Linked DNA regions of Homo sapiens: region 2 is linked to region 1. Evidence: chromatin loops called from intact Hi-C (ENCODE). Cell type or tissue: dorsolateral prefrontal cortex. All regions are shown on one strand. Each heading gives the region's core, and the rest is flanking DNA. Links, peaks and the distances in the headings are about the cores only. Region 1 has its middle 100 kb from the start of C7orf33. Region 2 overlaps CNTNAP2 (contactin associated protein 2).

What was found. Hi-C counts contacts between places; a loop is a spot of excess contacts. Peaks named below come from ENCODE experiments on the same cell type or tissue, not always from the same donor. Only the 100,000 strongest peaks of a DNase experiment are listed, where the experiment ranks them.
Region 2: it touches region 1 in a loop (8-fold over the local background); 2 of 110 quality-filtered maps call a loop at or near these places.

What each region holds. Positions count from the first base shown.
Region 1 is chr7:148,484,524-148,487,433 of GRCh38, forward strand. No RefSeq gene overlaps it. Among named protein-coding and RNA genes, the nearest start is that of C7orf33, 100 kb to the right of the region's middle. In dorsolateral prefrontal cortex, for the core only: a CTCF peak has its summit at 1,192 (motif pointing left); no DNase peak of the experiment used is centred there.
Region 2 is chr7:148,381,625-148,384,534 of GRCh38, forward strand. CNTNAP2 (contactin associated protein 2) reads left to right here. Exons shown (of 24, transcript NM_014141.6): 22 at 2,025-2,264. It also overlaps a transcript of LOC105375554 not described here. Among named protein-coding and RNA genes, the nearest start is that of C7orf33, 210 kb to the right of the region's middle. RefSeq lists enhancers at 1,679-2,180, 2,181-2,682. In dorsolateral prefrontal cortex, for the core only: no CTCF peak of the experiment used is centred there; no DNase peak of the experiment used is centred there; H3K27ac peaks cover 2,038 bases.

The sequences.
Region 1 (2,910 bases), core at 142-2,641:
AAAATGAACGTCTCAGCTCAGCAGGGAGAAAGTGCACTCCCCCTCCGCTTTTTGTTCTAGTTAGGCCCTCGGTGGATAGAATGGTGCCCACCTGCATTGGTAAGAGTTGACCTTCTGTACTCAGCCTACCAATTCAAACACTGATCTCTTCCAGAAACACCCTCACAGACACACCCAGAAGCAGTATTTTACTGGCTCTCTGGGCATTCCTTAGCCCAGTCAAATTGACACAGAAAATAACCATTGCATTCTCTATTTTGCAATGTAGGACAAGATATTATCTCATTTAAGCACAAACTCCTCTAATTACATTAGTTTTAATATATTGGTATGATGATGTTCTTCTCCCCTGTCCAAGGAGCTCAAAACTTGCAAGTTGTTCTGTCACCTAGATAAGTTTGAAAATTACTGGGAAAGGGCACTTTCTTTCACAGGCATGAGGTCTTTTTTGGTGGAGGATGGAGGCTGGGCTCTGGCAGGCTCCCACCGCACCTGGCGTGAGAGAGTTGAGGGCAGGCTCCAAAGCACCCAGCTGCTCAAAGCCACCAGCCACTCTGTTTTCCACTGGAACAGGGGTCAGTTCTGTCCCTGGAATTTGCAGCCTAAGTATCACAACTCCACCAAAGTCTGAAGGCAGGCTGGCAGATCTTTGGGTTGTCATATGAGTCTTTGGAGAGGTAGGATGTGGTCCTTTTGGGAAGAGTCACCCACTCTTCCTGGGCAGAGATTATCAGGACATTCAGGTTCAACTGAGATTTCAGTCACTATGTCTGAGAATTAATACACCGTAAATACTCATTGATTAAATCACTTATTTGATTCAGACTTTGCCTAAATGATATTAAGGTGGCAGACAAGAGAACTGAAAACATAGCAAAATGGGTTTCCTTAGGTTATTTTCTGATCACTTGATTAATTTTAACTTTAGTTTATCTCTACAGAATCCATCTCTGTGTCCTTTAGGAAGAGGGTGTCAAAAAACAACATCTTATAAGCCAAAGCCATTAACTTTCACTTTTGATCATGAGTTCCCTTTCTACATTTTTTATAATAAATTTTACATCTCCATGATATGCATTTCTGTTGGTGCACAGTTATTATCAGATATTTTTCACTTTAATGAATCTCTGTGCACACATACTAGGCAGAATGTAAATTTCCATATGTGATGAAATGTGTGAACAGAAGTAAAATTACAGTGCCATCTTCAGGAAACTAAAAGTCTTTCTTTACAAAGCACTACATATGTAGCTCCAAGTCAGCTAAAAATGTTCCCGGATTTGAACATAAATCTCTCCTTTATGTTATAAAAATGGTAGGTGAAGCAAAGGATAAACATGGGGCAGCTCTTTGCAGTGAAATGCAATAAAATCTTCTAGATAACCACAGAGGCGCTAAGGATTTAGTGCTCCTGGAACCAGAGAGGGTGTGACTGCCTTGTTTTATAGCCGTATATTCATTACAGATGGCTAAAGGAGAGGAAAAATTAAAAGGAGGACGCAAAGTTGCCCTTGTTGCAAGCAAACTGCCTCTGTTTTTCTTAAATTGTTATGGATTGCCGAAGCTGGAAGAAAACCTGCGTAGTTCCGGGTGCCAGCTCCTGGTCTGGTAGAAAGTTATTCTGACAAGCCATGGTGTGCACCTATATGTGTTTGGATAAGAGCACTGGGGGACCCCCATCCACACACTAAAGGAGGTTTAAGAAACTCAGGCCATGAACGGCTAAAGCACAGGGCTTGGTTTCAGAGAGCCAGAGAAGGTTAGAGCTAGAAAGAAGTTGTTTTACAGATGGGGAAACTGAGTCCTGAAGAGGATGCTTAACTTGCCCAAGGTCACGTGTCTAGTAGACCACTGGAAACTCTCTTGATACCTGGAGCCCTTCAATAAATGGGCAGGTAAACTGGTCTAATCTTTCTGGAAAGCAACTCGGAAATTGATCATATGCTTAGAGCCAGGACTTCCTGCCCATACTGACTTTTTTTTTTTTTTTTTTTTTTTTTTTTTGAGACAGAGTCTCAGTCTGTCGCCCAGGCTGGAGTGCAGTGGCGCCATCTCCGCTCAATGCAAGCTCCGCCTCCCGGGTGCACGTCATTCTCCAGCCTCAGCCTCCCAAGTAGCTGGGACTACAGGCACCCGCCACCACGCCTAGCTAATTTTTTGTATTTTTAGTAGAGACGGGATTTCACCGTCTTAGCCAGGATGGTCTCAATCTCCTGACCTTGTGATCCGCCCACCTCGGCCTCCCAAAGTGCTGGCATTACAGGGGTGAGCCACCGCGCCTGGCCACCATACTGACTTTCAAGCTGCAGAAGTGGGGCCTTTCCCTAGCCTTGCGCTTTGGAGAGCCCCTCCCTTCCCACCCTGCCGCGGGTGTCATCTCCCCACCAGGCAAGGAGTAGGAAGAGATCAGGGAACATGCCCATGCCTCACCAATCCCCCTAGATCACACTCCAGCTTCCTGGAACTCTGGAATTCCCTGCCCAAGCAGTCCTAAGCCAGCTTCCAGGACCTGAGCATATCACCCAAAGGGTAGCAAGGCGTGAAGGTTTATGGGAAGGGAAAGTGTGGTCAGCCCTAGAAGCTTCAGTGTGCAGGCTGAGGTGCCAACACGCATGCGCACAAGCCCCCTCCCAGTGAGAGACAAAGCTGGGGGTGGGAAGAGGAGGCGGTCAGGCCCCGGGTCAGTGCCTGGGGTCCGTTCTCCCCACGCCAGCATGTTCCATTACAGAACTCCAAGGAACCTACAAATTCTAAATTCAAACCTTGTATTTCAGGCCATTTTGAAGGTATATTTGTCAAGGTAGATGGCTAGAATATATCTTATATAAATTATCAATTTGTTTGCTTGATTTATAACTTAAATATCTAGACACATTTTTACTTTTGCTCTGAGCTCAGCAAATCAGGAAT
Region 2 (2,910 bases), core at 179-2,678, 100 kb before region 1:
TCAGGGGGCAGGCCCATGGGTGGTTTTGGAAAAGGCAACATTTGAGCTGGAAAACAGGGATGTAAGTTCTCACTTTGGGCTGCAGTTTCTGGCTTGAGGGTGAGGGTTTGACAGGGACCCGCCCCTTTCTGCCTAGATTTTCTCTGCCACCTTTCTCTACCATTGTATCAATATTATTATCACATGGCCCTGAGTTGGAACCATCAGGTCCTGCAAACTCCAGAGCATCTACTTACTGCACATTGGCCCCCCCCCAGGGGAATTGGTCCCAGCCAAGGGTCTCTAGGAAAGAGGCACATCAACTAGATGTGGAACACACTCCGGTTTTGGAAGTACTGGTTCTGTTCTCCAGGGCATCAGAATCCTCCTTTTTGTGACCCTGCTGCCTTACAGGAAAGAAACAACAGTTGAAACACTGGGAATTTTCCCCAATAGGGAGAAGGCACAGAAAGGAGAAAGCTAAAGAAGAGAGTGAAAGAGGCCCAAAGAGAATGGAAAAGTGAGAGCAGGCCATTTGCCAGGGCTCATTCCTGCCATCCAGCCCCAGCTTCTGGCTGCTCAGTGGACGCTTCTGCCAATGCTCACAGCCCCACAGGCCTGGGCCCGGGAGCCTCTGCTGCCACCCGTGGTTTCTCTCCCTGTTCCACCATCGGAACCCCGTGCCCCAGGCTCTCTCCCTTGAGGCCACCTCAGAAGGAGATACCAAGGGGAAGACAGCTCTTTAAGAAGTGTAGACTCCATGTTAAATTGAGACCCCGCAGACAGATACGGCTTTGAAACAATTGATTTTCTGTGGTGTCATAGGGAAACCTGCCCTCCTCAAAGTTGCGAAAACTGTCAGGGACCCTATGAAATGGAGCGGGAGTCACAAGTTTTCTACCCAGCTCTAAAAGAGGAGACAAAACTAACACTGGTTCACAATAGATAACAGAACGGCTTCAGCAAAGGGCAAGCAAGCGTAGAGAGATGCTGGAGAAGAACAAGGCACTTTATCCATGTCCCCCACAGCACCCTGCCTCAGCGCCGGGGCAAAAGAATCTTTGTGTGAGCCCAGGGAGTCGGCAGGGACATGAGGGGTTGATGCGGCACTTGCTCAGAGCAATCGCAGTGCTGCCGCTGGAATTATCTTTCTCACACAGTTCCCAGTAGTGGTTAAAAGGCTCTGAGGTCAGTCCGCCTGGCCCACTAGCTAAGGGCTCTTAAGCATTTAAGGACTCTTTCAACATTTGTTTCTGTTAGTTTCTAAAACTTGGAACAGAGGGCCATTGATTTAACTGGTATAACAACGTGTGGGTACATTGCACTTGTTACCTTGGAAATGCCTCTACTCAGTCTCACCTCTGAGCTGAGTTAGTTTGGGAAGATGTTGAGCCTACAGGTAGTGGGGAGATGGTGAGATTCACCAAGGCATGTGTTGTTTGTGATTGATTGGGTTGGGAAAGTTTCCTGACTGCCAAAACCTCCATCAGACACTAGCCGGGGATTCTGTAAATCTCAGAATTCCAAGGGGATTGGATTTTGAAGAAAGGAGATGTTCACGTACAGGCTACTAGAATTCTTGTTCTTTTTTTTTTTTTTTTTTTAAAGAATTCTGAAGAAGAAAATAAGTAAGAGATCTAAAACAGAACCATATTTTGCCAGGAGGGCAGAGCAGGGCTGCTTTGTTCAATTTGTTAAGAGGGTCAGGGAAGCATCAGAAAAGATAAGGAGAAAAATCAATCAGAACCAAGTCACTGTTGTGAGTTTCGGCAGCGTCTGAAGTAGCCAGAAGGTACTGAGAAATGTATTTTATCACATATAGTCTTATTTTCACCCTACCGTATTTTCTGTTAACACAAGGTTCCTTTAAAGTCAAGTATGCAGCCCTAAATCTTATCGACCCATTAATATTTCATCCAAAACAATGTAACATCTTAAACTGAAACCTAAATGTAAGCTTTGGACACAAGCATTCAAAGACAGGTATGTTGTACAGCTGGACTATGGTGAGTCAAGTAACATTTTCATTTCTTTTTTTCTTTTAGAAACAGGGAAAATTGACCAAGAGATTCACAAATACAACACCCCAGGATTCACTGGTTGCCTCTCCAGAGTCCAGTTCAACCAGATCGCCCCTCTCAAGGCCGCCTTGAGGCAGACAAACGCCTCGGCTCACGTCCACATCCAGGGCGAGCTGGTGGAGTCCAACTGCGGGGCCTCGCCGCTGACCCTCTCCCCCATGTCGTCCGCCACCGACCCCTGGCACCTGGATCACCTGGATTCAGGTAAAGTCTTCAGCAACCTCAGGCAGGTTGCTTCATTTCTTTAAACCTCAGTCTCTTGGGACTATGGAATGGATTTAATAACAGAACCTCACTGGTAATGTCATTGGAGGATTAAGAAAGGGCAAAGGAACGTTGTGAGTACGGAGTTCTCAGGGCAGCACTTAGCACATCTGAAATACTCAGGGCCAGAAATAAATAAGTTGAAGGTAAAGAATGTAGGAAGTATTAACTCTTCAATTAGGTTAAATGATGACTTGCCTAAACTGATGTCTGCGCCATGACTGTGGGTGATTTGATCAATTCACTGTCTCACTTTTGCCTCTTATGACTCTTAATGACTTGCTGTAACATAATCTGTGTTTTAATTTAAGAAGAGATTTACCTAAAGCAATATAGAGATCCGTCTCCTGGCTCTGTATTTATATGAATAATACTGGTGGCTTCCAGATCTTTAAGAGGTGCCTTTAAGCTTGCAAAACTCTGTGGATTTAGTCCCACTTCTTTGAGTGGGAAGACATGTAATTTGAAAGCACAGGGCTCAAATGAAAGGATGTAGCTGTTGGCTGAAAAATTAATTGGATGAAAAGAGTATACACATAACCCTGGGTGGGAGACAGCCTATTAAGCTGTATCTCAGGAGACTTAG